Regions from separate parts of the Homo sapiens genome. Here region 1 is linked to region 2. Evidence: chromatin loops called from intact Hi-C (ENCODE). Cell type or tissue: PC-3. All regions are shown on one strand. Links, peaks and the distances in the headings refer to the core of each region. The heading gives the core; the rest is flanking DNA.

The links. Peaks named below come from ENCODE experiments on the same cell type or tissue, not always from the same donor. Only the 100,000 strongest peaks of a DNase experiment are listed, where the experiment ranks them.
Region 1: it touches region 2 in a loop (3-fold over the local background); 2 of 110 quality-filtered maps call a loop at or near these places.

What each region holds. Positions count from the first base shown.
Region 1 is chr17:61,994,436-62,002,773 of GRCh38, reverse strand. MED13 (mediator complex subunit 13) reads left to right here. Exons shown (of 30, transcript NM_005121.3): 10 at 7,409-7,622. Among named protein-coding and RNA genes, the nearest start is that of MED13, 67 kb to the left of the region's middle. In PC-3, for the core only: no CTCF peak of the experiment used is centred there; a DNase peak (open chromatin) is centred at 4,953; H3K27ac peaks cover 2,056 bases.
Region 2 is chr17:62,105,845-62,114,182 of GRCh38, reverse strand. No RefSeq gene overlaps it. Among named protein-coding and RNA genes, the nearest start is that of MED13, 45 kb to the right of the region's middle. RefSeq lists an enhancer at 7,017-7,579. In PC-3, for the core only: CTCF peaks have their summits at 4,322 and 4,534 (motif pointing right); DNase peaks (open chromatin) are centred at 2,912, 4,072 and 4,532; H3K27ac peaks cover 1,345 bases.

The DNA.
Region 1 (8,338 bases), core at 299-8,298, 110 kb after region 2:
CACTCCAAACTAGAGTGAGATACTTGACATGGTCTTTTATATGCTGAAACAAAAATGCTTTTTTTTCTTATAGTGAAAAGGATTTTGTTGGAATAATTGGATAATTTATTACCTGCTGTTAATATTGCTTCAGATATGATGTGACAAGGATCAAAATAATAGTTGTCTCCTTGTAGAAAGTGGTACAGCCAATTGACAAAGTTAGATGATGTTCCCTGTCATTAAAATAAATTCCATGAATTACTGTTATTCTCTTTTGATGGCTTTTTTTTTTTTTTTTTTTTGAGATGGAGTTTTGCTTTTGTTGCCCGGGCTGGAGTGCAGTGGCGCAATCTCGGCTCACTGCAACCTCCGCCTCCCAGGTTCAAGTGATTCTCCTGCCTTGGCCTCCCGAGTAGCTGGGATTACAGGCGTGTGCCACCACACCTGGCAAATTTTTGTATTTTCAGTAGAGACGGGTTTCGCCATGTTGGCCAGGCTGGTCTTGAACTCCCTACCTCAGGTGATCCGCCCACCTCAGCCTCCCAAAGTGCTGGGATTACAGGAGTGAGCCACCGTGCCCAGCCCTCTTTTGATGGCATTTAAACAACCCTCTTAAATTCTTTCTGGAAGCACTTACAATTTTAAAGATGTAATATGATCAAACACCTCTTTAGTCATAGAGTAATTCATTCAGAAGCCTGGTTTGTTTATATTAGTAAATTGGTGAATTTCTGTCACCTAGTCATTGTAAATATCTATTATTATTTTTCCATTCTTTGAGTTTTGAAAGTGCATTTAAATGTTTAGCAGTTAATTTTAATAAAGTTAATTACAGGGCTGTTGCAAGTCCTCTGCATTTTGTATCTCTTCTTAGGAGTATTATTTTTCTTTTTAAATTCATATTCTTAAAAGGTATTTTTAAAATCAGTTTCAATAAAACTGAAGTTTCTCTTACGCAGGATGCTGTGGGGCACTGTTAGTGTATAAAATAAATTTACTCTTGACCATAAATGAAATTGTAGTCTAATGGAAAATAGCATATTATCTGATAGAGGTATAAATAAAATATAGTACAGACACAGAGTGGGGAATAATTTAATTCCATTTATGAAGCTCCAGAAGCTTTATGTAGTTTGGTATGGTTAGATTATAGGGGTGCTCCTTAGTAGTTTGGTGTGTCATGATGAGAAATGAGACCTGAAAAGCGTAGGACTATAGAATGGAATAGCAGAATAGTATTCATAAGTTTGTATATTATCCTTGAGATGATGGAGGGACTATTGCAAGTATTGAGTGAGATAAAATGACAAGTTTTAGAAAATAAGGATTTTGGAAAAACTCACCAAGTAATGTTATTGAAAGGTTGCTTGAAATGAAAAGATATGTCTGTGTGAAAGGAGATCAGTTTGGACAACTCATATAGAAAGTGATGTGAGGCCGACACTGGGAAATTAGAAGTAGCAGGGATGTATGAATGTTATAGATGCTGTGGAATATATTTTGAAGAACTTTGCAGCCAGTTAAACAGTAAAGTAGGAGAATAACAGGAGAGTTTAAGGCCAAGCGTATTTAGTTCATGAGGTAGAAAGATGAGAAAGAATAGGTTTGAAGGTGTCTGTACCATTGTTTTTACCCACTTTAGGCTAAATCTTACCAAACTTAATTTTTCTGATTTTTTTAAAGTAGCGTTTCTAAGTAGAAGTACCTTGGAATAACTATTGAAATACCTAGGCTGGGCGCAGTGACTCACGCCTGTAATCCCAGCACTTTGGGAGGCCGAGGTGGGTGGATCACGAGGTCAGGAGTTTGAGACCAGCTTGGCCAACATGGTGAAACCCTGTCTCTACTAAAAATACAAAAAATTAGCTGGGCGTGGTGGCAGGCGCCTGTAATCCCAGCTATTCAGGAGGCTGAGGTAGGAGAATCGCTTAAACCTGGGAGCCAGAGGTTGCAGTGAGCCAAGACCACGCCACTGCACTCCATCCTGAGCAACAGAGCAAGACTCCATCTCCAAAAAATAAAACAACAAAAAACAAAACTATTGATACACCTTATGAAAGTAAGGTCTTGCTAAATAATGAAGGTCTGGCTAAATAATAATGGCATATCCACTTAAATAAGCAAAGGAAATCTGTATAGGCTGATATGAGAAGCTCTGTATGTAGATGAGGAACCAAAGTACATATGTGCATACATATATGCTGGCATATACCTAGGTTTTTTTCCACCTTAATTAGATGATAGAAATAGTACTTGTTATCTTGAAGGAGAGAGATTGATACTTAGGCTTTTCATCTTTTTGTACTACATGACTTTAGCTATGTACATGTAATGTGAGTACATCGTAAACATGTGAATGCAGTTTGAGGTGCCTGCTGAGAGATTCCATCAGGCGGTTGGGATCATGTCTGAAACTTAATAGAGGGGATTGCTGATAACCCAGTTAGAGTAGATATACAATGCAAAAGGACAAGAATGCATCAGTAGAAACAGAGAACTAGTGGATTTATAATAGTGGAACTTTTACAGGTATGTGACTTCATAGAAAATTACGGTAGGAGAAATTCAAAGCTTTGTTTTATTTGTGTTAAGTGAAACTCCATTTTCTGTTTGGTGTAAATAAATGTTTCCATTGATTGCTATTGAAAGGTGGCACTGTCCTTCCATAGTAGTGGGTTAGTGAAAGAAATTAATACTCTTGATTTTTATTTTTTCTTTTTATGAGAGAGGATCTTGCTCTGTTACCCAGGCTATGGTGCAGTGGCATGATCATGGCTCACTGCAGCCTTGAACTCCTGGGCTCAAGCCATCCATCCTCCTTAGCCTCCCAAGAAGCTGAGACTACAGACATGTGACAATACCGCTTGGCTAATTAAAAACATTTTTTTTTAGCCAGGATTTTAGACAGGATCTCGCTATGTTGTCCAGGCTGGTCTTGAACTCCTGGTCTCCGGTGATGCTACTACCTTGGCCTCCCAAAGCGCTGGGATTACAGATGTGAGCCACTGCACCCAGCCCTCTTGATTTTTCTGATTAGCAGTTTCAGGTGGTGATGGCTACCTAACTAGTATAGCATTATAGAATTTATCATTTCTGAGTACCTTTTTTATTCTTAGACTTTCATGTGTAGCAATTTTATGTTTAACTTTTCATTGACTATGTTTGTAAAAGTAAAATTTCTCTAATTTGTTAGAATTTACTTGTGGGGAAGGAGAGGTTGGAGTGGAACATAGCATAACCCATATATAAGATACACGTGGCAAATATCTTTTTTTCTAATTCTTTTTAGTTTATCTATTAGTTAATGATAGCATGTATTTCAGAATAGAGGCTAAGAACCATATAGATTTTAAAGATAGCAAAATTTCTGGCAAGAAACATTATATCTTTTTTTCATGGGTTTAGCACTTAGTTTTAGAAGAATTTGTGATTGTTTAGTCTGTGATTCTGATTCAGAGGGAAACCTGTCTAAACCCTGAGCAAAGAAAGAACTGTATTTGAGCATAGTTCTTTACATGTTTTATTCTGTAGCCAAAGTATATCAGGATATCTTAGCCATGATATTCATCAATAGAATTAACTCCTATGTTGTGTTAGTGGTATACCAGATTTGTATGTATATAGTTGTAGAATACATTATTTGATCTCTAAAACATAGTTCTGAATGCCTTTGATTCACAGAAAGAAGTCTGTGATGAAATAAACTTGTTTTGATTTTTCTGTACTCTAAATCTTTTAAGTAAGTCTTCTATATTTGCTGTTTTATTTTAATGCAAATAAAGCTTTCCTTTGACAGTGACCTTGGCTCAGTTTAGGGATTGATTCTGAATATAGGAGACGGTAAAAAAAAAAAAAAAAAAAAAAAAGTACCATTTAAAAAGTGGGAGATTTTAGGCTGGGCTCAGTAGCTCACACCTGTAATCCCAGCACTTTGGGAGGCAAACATGGGAGGATCACTTGAGCCCAGGAGTTCAAGACCAGCCTGGGCAATATAGTGAGATCCTGTCTCTACAAAAAATAAAAAACTAGCCAAGTGTGGTGGTACACACCTGTAGTCCCAGCTACTCAGGAGGCCGAAGAGGGAGGATACTTTGAACTCTGGAGGTGGAGGTTGTAGTGAGCTGAGACCGCACCACTGCATTCCAGCCTGGGTGACAGCAAGACCTTGTCTCAAAAAAAAAAAAAAAAAAAAAAAGGCGGTGGGAAGATTTTGACATTATTGCATTCATTTGTTTCTTAACTTTCCGTCTGTAGCTTATCTGCTTCTATAATTGTCATCTTAAAAACTGTCATACCTCATCTGGAAGAATTTTTATTGAATAAAGGCATAACAGCATATGCTACCATAAGCTATGTTAAATTCTATATGAGTACATTTCAGGATAGTATGTTATTGTCATAGTAAAAGGAAAGAGTTGCAATTAATGAATAATATAATGCTTTGGGCCTTGCAGCACTTCCTGTTCATGGCTGTACCTGATCTTTTTGCAGTTTGTCTGTATTTAGCTTTATGTCTAATTGAAACTGTGTCTGTAGTTAATTATTTGGCTGTATGTGAAAGTTCGTTTGAGGAAAGGAGAGGGTTATTCGTATTCTAAAAGTGTATGTGTACTATATAATTGATGTTGACAGTATGGTAATTAGAGTTTTTTTATCTGGCATCTCTTAAAAGTAACAATTTTTAATTCTATTATCAGCTTTAAATATAGAATGTATAATGTAAATGAATTTATATTTTAAAATTTATTGTGTCTTGATACTCTTGAAATTGACTACATTTAAATTCTTTGCACATGCTAATGTCTGTGAGAATGATTCAATAAAATAACAAACAGTCATATTTAGGTAATGCATTTGGTTTACTCATTTTTTATTTTAATAGAGCCCTGTGCAGTAGAGTTGGTTTTTTTAATAATGTTACTGCACAGTAGTCTAGCAACTACTTATGTAAACAGTGTGAAGGTTTTTATACTTCTGCCAGAGGACAACGTAATATGAAACACCGAGTTTTATTTGTCTCTACAGAGAGTAGTAGTGTCTTTCAGGCTGGGGGAAGGGAGATTTCTTATACTTTATTCCCTAAGGATAGTTATTTGAATATAAATACTTAAAATCTTTTCATTTCTGACTTTGCCACTATGTGACCTCAGCAAAGCCCTTGATTTTACATAATTTCCACATCAAAGTCAGGGATAATACCCTTTGCTTCTTATCTTAAAATATTATTTTAAGTATTAAATAAGAAAAGTACATATCAAAGTAGTTAGAATTACTATTTTAAAAAGATTTGCATTAGTGAATATTTGGTAGACAATTCAGCTAACCGTTATTTAGAGTCTAATGTGGTGAGGTAAAAAACTACACTTGATACTCAGCTGTTTATAGAACAGAACTATCCTGATGATTAATTATAAAACATATCCCCAATGACAGTGTGCTAGCATTATATTCCCACAGCAGAAAGTTTTTGTATGCTTGGGATTTTAGTTTTTGCAATAAATCTGGGGCGTATTTGGAATAATAATGATATGTATTTGAGCATTTGATAGCATGTTTAGAAATCAGTTTTTGTTTTGATGGCCTACTTTGCCCCGAGTTTGTAAGAGATCAAGTGCTACTAGTGTTAGGCATTAGTGAATAGATGAATGAGATAAGATTTGCCTGTGAGTCAAAGAATGTACGATCTGCAAATACCTTCATTGCTACCAGACCTTACATATCTTACAATTTTTGTCTTAGTACTCAGAGTAGATAAGCAGTGGCATTGGTACCTTCTAGTGTGTAAAAATTGTTTATTTCAAAGTACAAGATAGTGTATTTTAGTAGTACTAATGCAAAAACATCTCAGTCTGTGATTTTTAGATTTCATTTATTCACTAGCAAGTATTGACACCTATTATGTACCAGGTACTCTAGGCATCTGTGCTAAATTAGTGAACAAAGGTTAGACCCCTGTCCTTGTGGAGCTTTTATGTTCTAGTGTGAGTGACAGTCAACTATGAATATAATAAATTATGTAATATGTTAAAAGATAAATGCTATGCAGGAAAATAGAGCAGGGTAAGGGGGATTATTATTGAGGCAAGTGGGCATGGGCATATTGCTATTTAAAATAAAGTAGTTATGGGCTCATAGGTGACATTTAAGCAAAGACTTGAAGGAAGTGAGCGAGTTGGCCATGCAGATATTTGGAAGGAGAATGTTCCCCATAAAAGAAATAGCCAGGAATGGGTCTGGAACCCATTGAGGAACATAAAGGAAGCCCTTGGAAGCAGTATAAGAGAGGACTAGAATAGTAAAAGATGAAGAGGAGAAGAACAAGATGATGGGAAGTTTTCATAGGATGGTATAAGGACTTTGGTTTTTTTCTCAGAGTGAAATAGTCATTGCAAGATTCTGGCCATGATCTGACTGCAAGCTTGGCTGCTAGCTACTGTTAGGACAACCTGAGAACCTTAGCTTTGTAAACCCGAGAGAATAGGAATTTGAGAGTCTAAACATGTCTTATGCAAACCAGAAGCTAATGATTCTGTGTTCACACTCACCGAGCAGTCGGGTCTTCAGAGAGAAAAAACTCCTGATGCTTTCCAGGGTTCTTTGGTATAGATCAGCTTGCTTCTTGTTGTGGCATCCCTCTTTTATCCTTAGATTTCAGCTTTCTGTGGTCTGTCAGTTTCCACTAGCTCATCTTTCCAACTTCCTTGTTGTCTTCTCTTTTATTCTGTCATCTCCTGTCATTTTATTGGTTATTTTAGGAGAATAAAGAGAAACAATTTCTTAGTTGCTGTGTTGAACCAGAAGACTAATAACTTAAAAATTGATGTGCCAATGTGATTAGAAAACTCAGATACTTGCACTGAAACTTCACTTTCCATTGTGAAACATCTTGCCAGAATTAATAGTAATAATGCTATTTTCATGAAACACAAATCAGGCCTTCAAAAATTTAAAACTTAAAGTATATCTACTCATGGCAGTAAAAAAAAAATACATAATCACTTTCCTTGTATAAATGTATAAATTGTTTAAAAGTATTTTACTCACTTTTATAAAGCTCCCACTTTGAGTCACTGTACTGGAGCAGTTTAGATTTAAGAGCCCCTTTCAGGGAATGGATTTGTACAAAATAGTGTGCTTGAGGACTTGAGAACCGTGAGTTACCTAAACCGTGAATTACCTAAAGACAACATATTTTGGTAGAAAGATCATATAGTTAGGAAACTTGGATTTTGGCCCCATTTCTCTATGGCTAAATTTTAGACTTCAATAAATTATTTAATATTTTCATGCCTCCTCATTTCTGAAATAAGGGATTGTAGGTTAGATAATCTTTAAGTAATTCTAAAAACATTATGATACTTAACGTCATTTTGGAAATTTTTAATGCTTATGTGGATAATTAATTTTTTTTAATTTTTTTATGCAGGTTAATGGTGCAATGTAAGAAACCTTTAAAAGTTTCTGATGAATTAGTGCAGCAATATCAAATTAAAAACCAGTGTCTTTCAGCAATAGCATCTGATGCAGAACAAGAACCTAAAATTGATCCATATGCATTTGTTGAAGGAGATGAGGAATTCCTTTTTCCTGATAAAAAAGATAGACAAAATAGTGAGAGAGAAGCTGGAAAAAAACACAAGGTAAGAGAAATCACAGTACACCAAAGGGTCACTGTTGATTTTGTAGCACTGCATATAGTAACACTCTTACTACCACAGTTATCTCACTTCTTTTGTCTTAGAATAGAAAGAGTAATCATTTATTTAGAAAAACTTATTTTTGCCCGGCTGCGGTGGCTCATGCCTGTAATACCAGCACTTGGGGAGGCCGAGGCAGGCAGATCACCTGAGGACAGGAGTTTGAGACCAGCTTGGCCAACATGGTGAAACCCTGTCTCTAATAAAAATACAAAAAGTAGCTGGGTGTGGTGGTGTGCGCCTTGTAATCCCAGCTATTCGGGAGGCTGAGGCAGGAGAATCCCTTGAACCCAGGAGGCAGAGGTTGCAGTGAGCCAAGATCAGGCTACTGCACTCCAGCTTGGGTGACAGAGCGAGACTCCGTCTCAAAAAGAAAAAAAGAAAAATGTATTTTTTTGAATGGGTAAATCAAGCACATGGTACCAATTATAGCTGACCTCTGATAATGAAAATATTTTGTTGTTTAAAAGTTTCTGGGTTGGATAAAGGGCATATTAAACTTGTCATAATTGAAATCAGGACATTTAGGTAGGCTATTTTGACAGTGATTTTAAAATATGTTGTAAGTGAATTACCAGTTTTCAAAGATACAATAAAATATACATCACTGAGTTTAAAAAATATGTGCTATTTTTGAATATGTGATTCAGGAACTTACA
Region 2 (8,338 bases), core at 282-8,281:
GTCATTTTAATAGTTCCTTGCTTCTTTCTCTATTTCATTCCATATTTGGTTTCTTTAAGTTGTTCATAAATCTTACTTAATAATCTGTATATGACAATTCTGATTCCAATTCTTCATTTCTTACAGATACAAATTTATTGTTTGTTGTTTCTATTCATCCTAACTCATGATGTCTTATAGGGCAGTGGCATGACCTCAGCTCACTGCAACCTCCACCTCCTGGGTTCAAGTGATTCTCCTGACTCAGCCTCCCGAGTAGCTGCGATTACAGGCACATGCTACCATGCATGGCTAATTTTTTGTATTTTCAGTAGAGACGGGGTTTCACTATGTTGGCCTGGCTAGTCTTGAACTCCTGACCTCATGATCTGCCCACCTTGGCCTCCCAAACTGCTGGGATTACAGGCATGAGCCACTGCGCCCAGCCAGTGATTCCAATGATTTTTTTCTTAATTGTGAGCTTATATTTTATTTAACTTAATTGTGGAAATCCCAAGGACACGCACTGAGAGTTGCTTTCCTCCAGAGAGTACCTGCATTTGATTCTGTAGGGAGCTCTCAGATAAAATTGATCAGGGATCTCTGAAGCTCCCTTTGCAGAATCAGGCTCAATGACTCAGGTGTAATTGCCACACCTTGCAGTGCACTTCCAAGCTTAGTCTCCTTGTTCTAGGACTGGTACTGGCTGGTACTGGCCTTTCCGACTTTTATGCTTATTGTTTCCCGTTCTTGTTTGAACTCACTTTTTAAAAAATTTTTGACCCCTTTCATGAAACCCTAGAAAAAATTAAAAATGTATGTTAGTTGTAATTCAAATCAAGATTTAATATATCTTAGCTAATGGGCCCTTTATCCAGCTTTCCAGGTTACCAAAAATAGATGTTCACACAATATTTCTAGCCAAGTAACAATTATTGGATAAAAGTTGTGGAGGATTCTTCCTTTAGTATAATTTTTTTTTTTTTTTAGATAGAGTCTTGCTCTATCACCAGGCTGGAGTGCAGTGGCACCATCTCTGCTCACTGCAAACTTCACCTCCAGGTTCAAGAGATTCTCCTGAGCCTCAGCCTCCTGAGTAACTGGGACTACAGATGCCCACCACCATGCCCAGCTAATTTTTGTATTTTTAGTAGAGGCGGGGTTTCACCATGTTGGCCAGGATGGTCTCAATCTCCTGACTTCGTGATCCACCCGCCTTGGCCTCCCAAAGTGCTGGGATTACAGGTATGAGCCACCGCGCCCAGCTGCTAAGCTCTTTATAAACATTGTTTCATTGGCTACTTACAACAACCCTGTAAGATGGGTATCAATATCCCAATTTGACAGTCGAGAATACTGAGAGTCACAGAGACCAAAGTGTAAGATGTTGGTACCATTATTGAGGAACTCCTTATTTTCACTGTGAAATAATATACAGTTATATATATATATCTGATGATGAAGGGCAGAGGGTTCCTCAAGGTGAATTCAGAACTACCATATCTCAACTACCTGGAAGATTTTATTGCAAGTAATGAGCAGTATTTTATAAGGATGCATGCATGTCCCCCAGGGTGCCTGCTATGCTAAAACCTCCACCTTGAAGAAGCAATGTGCTTTTGATAAAAGCAACTTTAGCTATGAAGACTCCATTGCAATTTGTACAGCTGTGTAATCGAAACTACTAAAAGGCAAGTTAATATATTATTCTACTCACAGAATAGCAGTTTGATTCCTATGACTTCTTGGCACATCTGTTTGGGATATAAATCCTAAGCAGACTGAGCTGTCACTTTCTAAATCTTCAAAATGCTTTACTAAGCAAAGTCTTTAGTGTGGTTAAGGGGAGAAAAAAAATTAATAGACTCCCAAGTGAGTGGAGTAGTCTAGCTCACTGCACAGTGTTTAAGGCAGGTGCAGGCGAGACTGGGGACTTGAAGAAGGTGCACTTTGAGTTAGAGAATACACACATGCCTACAAGCACCAGAAGGTGAGTCCTCTTGCCAACTAGATAATTAGAGAGGGTCTTTGGGGAATAGGTTGCCCATGTTTACAACGTGTTTAATTTTTCTTACTGGCAAGAGTTAAAATTACAATTAAGTAGGCTTGATTAGAGATGCCAATTATTACTGGCCTTCCCCATATCCCTTTGGAGTAAAATCCCTACCCACTCAACTTACTGAGTGGGCAATGGGCCACATGACCATGACTGCAGCGAATTGGTCACCTGGTCCACGGGTGTGGCCTTAAGCTGTATCCAGTGACCTATGCCTCTTGAGCTTTGGTTTAAAAAGTTAAGCAGAAGTCAAATCTTCCCTCTTGGGAACTCACAATAAAGTGTCACAAAGGAAAGCTTTGATTTTTTATGAGCTGAAACTGAAAAGCCACAGAGCTTCGGGAGCTAGAGTGGCTTTTTTTTTTCTTTTTTTTTCAGCCAGGGGCAACGGGAATAAGCTGAAAAGGCTGGTCCAGAGAGGGTGGTGCTGATTCACTGAGAGGTTAAAAAGCCCCTAGAGGGCCGGGTGTGGTGGCTTATGTCTGTAATCCTGGCACTTTGGGAGGCCAAGGCGGGTGGATCACCTGAGGTCAGGAGTTTGAGACCAGCCTGACAAACATGGTAAAATTCTGTCTCTACTAAATACATAAAAAAAATTAGCTGGGCATAGTGGTGCATGCCTACAATCCCAGCTACTTGGGAGGCTGAGGCGGGAGAATGGCTTGAACCAGGGAGGCAGTGGTTGCAGTGAGCCAAGATTGTGCCATTACACTCCAGCCTGGGCAGCAAGAGCAAAATAAAATTCCATCTAAAAAAAAAAAAGCCCTAGAGAAAGGAGGCAGTGGCTGTTCCCTAGTGCTACTGCTGTAGTTCCAATCCTTTCCAACGCTGTGAGGTTCAGTTGACTCAGGGTGTGGTACACATTTGTTTTTCCTATGAACCATCCTTTTGAATTGTCTTTGAGTAATGAGTAACTTGTCTCTAGTAAATTGACTGTCTGTTTCTTGCAACCAAAATAACAGTGTGGATCAGACTGTGGATCATCAGTATCCTGTCTAATGCTGCTGTGGGTGTTAGTACGTAGACTGTATTCCAAAGTCCCCTACTTCTTTCCTGTTTTAGTAGGGCTCTTACATTACAAGTGGCAGAAAGCCACATCAAACTGGTCTATAAAGGGGAATTTATTGGAAGGGCTGGAGTATCTGATGAAAAAACCAAGTCTGGAAAAGGACAATGGTATTCTTGGGCCTCAGGAACAACTAGAACCGAGAGCTCAAGCCCTGTCAGGACTCTAGCTCTAACTCTTGTCTCTGCTTCTCTCTACATATTTTTTTATAAGTTTAGTTTGTTGTTGTTTTGCTTTGTTTTCAGAGATAAGGTCTCATTCTATCACCCAGGCTGGAGTGCAGTGGCACTCATCATAGCTCACTGCAGCCTTCAAGTCCTGGGCTCAAGGGATCTTCCTGCCTCAGCCTCTCGTGTACCTCGGGACTACAGGTGTACGCCACCATGCCCAGCTTTGAAAAATTCTTGGCTGAGGTCAGTGGCTCACGCCTGTAATCCCAGCACTTTGGGAGGCCAAGGTGGGCAGATCATGAGGTCAGGAGACCTCATGGTTAACCAGGAGACCAGCCTGGTTAACATGGTAAAACCCCGTCTTTACTAAAAATACAAAAATTAGGCCGGGTGTGATGGCTCATGCCTGTAATCCCAACACTTTGGAAGGCTGAGGTGGGCAGATCACGAGGTCAGGAAATCGAGACCATGGTAAAACCATGGTGAAACCCTGTCTCTACTAAAATACAAAAAATTAGCCAGGCATGGTGGCACACTCCAGTAGCCCCAGCTACTCAGGAGGCTGAGGCAGGGGAATTGCTTGAACTCGGGAGGCGGAGCCTGCAGAGAGCTGAGATTGTGCCACTGCACTCCAGCCTGGCGACTGGGCAAGACTCCATCTCGGGGGAAAAAAAATCTTTCTTCTTCATACAGACTAACTTCTATATATATATGATGATCTTTGAGAGCATCCCAATGTCCTAAAGAGACTGTATGGCTTGTTAAAGCATAGGACCTGAGTCAGCTTGAGTCAGGTTGAGCTGGTTTTAAACCCAAGCTAAGCCATCAACTAACAGGGAACTGTTGGCCTTTTAGCTTAACCTTGACTTCTATATAACCGCCCCCCAACCCCATGAGCCTTGATTTCCTTTTCTAGAGGGTGGAGATGAAAAATAGGTGCCTACCTTCCAGGGTTGTTGTGAAGATTATTTATGATAATGTTTATAAAGCATTTAGTTCAGTATCTGGCATTCAGGTTAGTACTTATGACTTTCCTGCCAAATTCAAAACCTCAAAAGCCTTCTCCTTTAAGAACATAGATCTTAGTCTATCTTGATACATCAGCAAGTTGCAGGAGGTGAATTGAATTACAAGGGACCCTGCAGAAGTAAGGCATGCCAGGATCTGATAGCAGCTCTCTGAAGTAGCTCCATTAAACTGTCACTGGAGGGTGCTAATACGCCTGGGGACATTTTAGCAGGCTCTAGCACTGAAACTCACTGCTAGGCTAGGTGCACCCACCCATGGCCACCGGAGGGTGCCAGATCCTCAGGATGGGGAGCTGGCCCAGACACATTCTCAACTGGCCTAGAAGACTGTTCTTGGAGAACTAGCTGAGCTAGGGTAAGCAAGGAGGACCAATCAAGGAGCAGGTGCCTTACTAGCTTATTGGGGGTGCCATGCCAGGCAGGAACTCTGGAGACCTGGGACAAGACTCTAAGCAAACACTGAGCCTCAGGAAATTCTCTACATGGTCTTGGTCTAGGTTGCAGTCTCAAACTATCATGTCAAAGGGATCAAGCTGAAGAATCAGGGAACTGTTTTGTTTGTTTGTTTGTTTTTTGTTTTGAGACGGAGTTTCACTCTTGTTGCCCAGGCTGGAGTGCAATGGTGTGATCTCTGCTCACTGCAACCTCCGCCTCCTGGGTTTAAGCGATTCTCCTGCCTCAGCCTCCCAAGTAACGGATTACAGGCATGCGCCACCATGCCCAGCTAATTTTGTATTTTTAGTAGATATGGGGGTTTCTCCATGTTGGTCAGACTGGTCTCAAACTCCCGACCTCAGGTGATCTGCCCGCCTCGGCCTCCCAAAGTACTAGGATTACAGGCGTGAGCCACCACGCCCTGCTAGAAGAAGGGAAGTGTTAAGACATCAATACAAGAGCGCTGGGGATATTAGGAACCTGATTTGAGTTGAAGAACCTATACGGAAGTCAGACATGGCCAAGAGAGTGAGATAAAGGATGGAGCCCAGAGATATGACCCAAGACAAAGGTAGCAGAGGCCAGGAACCTTTGACAGACCATCTGTCCTGCAGGCTGCCATCTGGGAGGGGTCTGCTTAAAGTGTTGAAGTCATTCAGACTAAACTGTACAATTATTATTTCAGTCTAAAGTAAACTCTACTGATTAACTCAGTTATCCTCTAAGATAATAGATATTAAAACACAAAGGTACTTAATATGCAATTATCTAATGAGTAAAAATGATTTGTCACTTATTATATAAACTGCAGGTCTTTGTGCACCATCAGAAATCTCATTATGGTATAAAGTTGTAGAAAAAAAAGCACTAGTAGTAAAAGTTCAGAGGTGATTTTAAAAACATTTATTGGGCTGCAAAAATATAGAAAATATAGAAAAGGATAAAGAATAAAACAAAAAAATTATTTCTACTCTCATCAATTTTAATTGGTGTTTTTTTTTTAAGAGACGGGGTCTTACTATGTTGCCCAGGCTGGTCTCAAGGGATCTTCCCACCTCGGCCTCCCAAAGTGCTGGGATTACAGGCATGAGCCACTGTTTCAGCCTTTAATTGTTCTTTTAATTTTATTTTAAAAATGTAGTTTATGATTTATTCAGTTTGCTATTTTGCCTTTTTTTTTTTTTTTTTTTTTGAGACAGAGTTTTGCTCTTGTTGCCCAGGCTGGAGTGCAGTGGCACAATCTTGGCTCACTGCAACCTCCGCCTCCATGGTTCAAGCCATTCTCCTGCCTTAGACTCCCGAGTAGTTGGGATTACAGGCACCTGCCACCATGCCCAGCTAATTTTGTATTTTTAGTAGAGACAGGGTTTCTCCATGTTGGTCAGACTGGTCTCGAACTCCTGACTTCAGGTGATCCACCCGCCTCGGTCTCCCAAAGTGCTGGGATTACAGGCGTGAGCCACACTGCACCTGGCCCTATTTTGCCTTTTACACCTACCATTGTCTCATAAGTATCTTTATGTAACAAAATTATTTTTAATGACTGCATATGGGAGCCATGAATTTCATCTATATATATCATAAATTACTATAACACTTTCACCATTGTTGAATATTCAGTTGTTTCCAATTCTAAATTACATTATGATAAATACTTTTGTGCACAAAACTACATTCACATTTCTGATTAGTTTTTTGTTGTTGTTGTTGTTGTTTTGAGAGGAAGTTTCGCTCTTGTTGCCCAGGCTGGAGTGCAATGGCACAATCCCAGCTCACCGCAACCTCTGCCTCCCAGGTTCAAGTGATTCTCCTGCCTCAGCCTCCCAAGTAGCTGGGATTACAGGCATGTGTCGCCATGCCTGGCTAATATTGTAGTTTTAGTAGAGACAGGGTTTCTCCATGTTGGTCAGGCTGGTCTGGAACTCCCGACCTTAGGTGATCCACCTGCCTCGGTCTCCCAAAGTGCTGGGATTACAGGTGTGAGCCACTGTGACTGGCCTCTGATTAGATTCTTAAAATTAGTAGTTCAAAGAGTCTGAGCATTTTTTTTTTCAGATGGAATTTTGCTCTGTTGCCCAAGTTGGAGTACAGTGGTGTGATCTTGGCTCACTGAAACCTCCACTGCCTGGGTTCAAGCAATTCTCCCGCCTCAGCCTCCCTAGTAGCTGGGATTATAGGTGTGCACCACCATGCCTGGCTAATTTTTGCATTTTTAGTAGAGACAGAGTTTCACCATGTTGGCCAGGCTGGTCTTGGACTCCTGATCTCAAGTGATCTGTATGCCTTGGCCTCCCAAAGTGCTGGGATTACAGGCATGAGCCACCACACCCGGCCAGCATTTATTTTTATTATGATAACTTGCTGTAGCTAATATATTTCTTTTATGTAACTGAATTTATTTATTTTGGCATTTTTTTCTATTGACTTAATGATTACAATGTTTTTCTTTAAGAGCAAGATGAATATCATATTTTCTTCTAGTATTTTAAGATGTTATCTTCTTATATTTAATGCTCTAAATCAGCAGGGTTTCCTTCTGAGATATATGAGGTGAGAATTACAGTATTCTTATGGAAAGGCAAAGTACTTGTGACAGGGCTCCCTGCTTGTGGAAAAACAGCCACTGGTCTGGGTAAAGAGGACTCATGGTGTGTCCCGACTTACTCCTGGGTGACTCTAGCTCTATGCTAGGTGCCTGTACTAGGCACTATGAACCGCAGACATTTGGATTTTGCTTTTATTTATTGTAGCTACAGGAGGATTTCCAAGAATAGAAATGTTTCCTCTACTCCCTAGTGTTTTGAAATAGAGAAGTCACCTGGCCATTTCACTGCCAAGTTTATGAGATAGTAAAATCCAAACACTTAAGTGTTCATCTAGGTCTGTCTGAACAGCACCAGGCTCTAATGTTCCAAACACATTACTACAGGATGCTGGATACCTGGAGATGATGCTTCCAGACCACGAAGGTGGCCATGGTAAATGATAACCCATTCTTATGTCAGCTAGTTGATATCAACCAGCCTAGCTTCTTCTGCAGAGACTGACTGTTGCCCGAGCCACAGATCACTTATCTTGGGGCCATATGACCCTGCTGCACTGTTAAAGGTGTTGGTTTCAATGGTGTAGGGCTTTTTGCTTCCAGGTAAGTCAAAGCTGGGAAAGAGACAAGTAAGTCTTCAACTGCTAGAGTGCTTTATCTAACTCTATAACTAGGGAAACTTCTTCCTTTTGAGAAGGTAAATTTTGGTTTAGTAAAAGCAGAAGGCTGTAAGAATCCCAGGAATAATTGTACCTGGCTGGGTACAAAGTTTACAGCCATGATGTAGATAACCATGGGGCTCTCTAGCCCAATTCTTGGAGTTGGCTTGGAGTGACGCTTTGGCCAGTGGTCAAGGAACCTGGCTCCTGGGCTTATGTTCAGATTGGGAAAGTATTTCAGGAGATTGTGCAGGTACATATGACCTCCCCAAAGTCACACACAATGCTATTCCTTAAATGACTGAGACTCTACATAGGCAAAAGGCAATGCCATGATTTAGACTTACCAATCTATAAGGCAGTTTTTCTCTCATTTTCCTTCCAAATCTGGATAAAGTTGTAG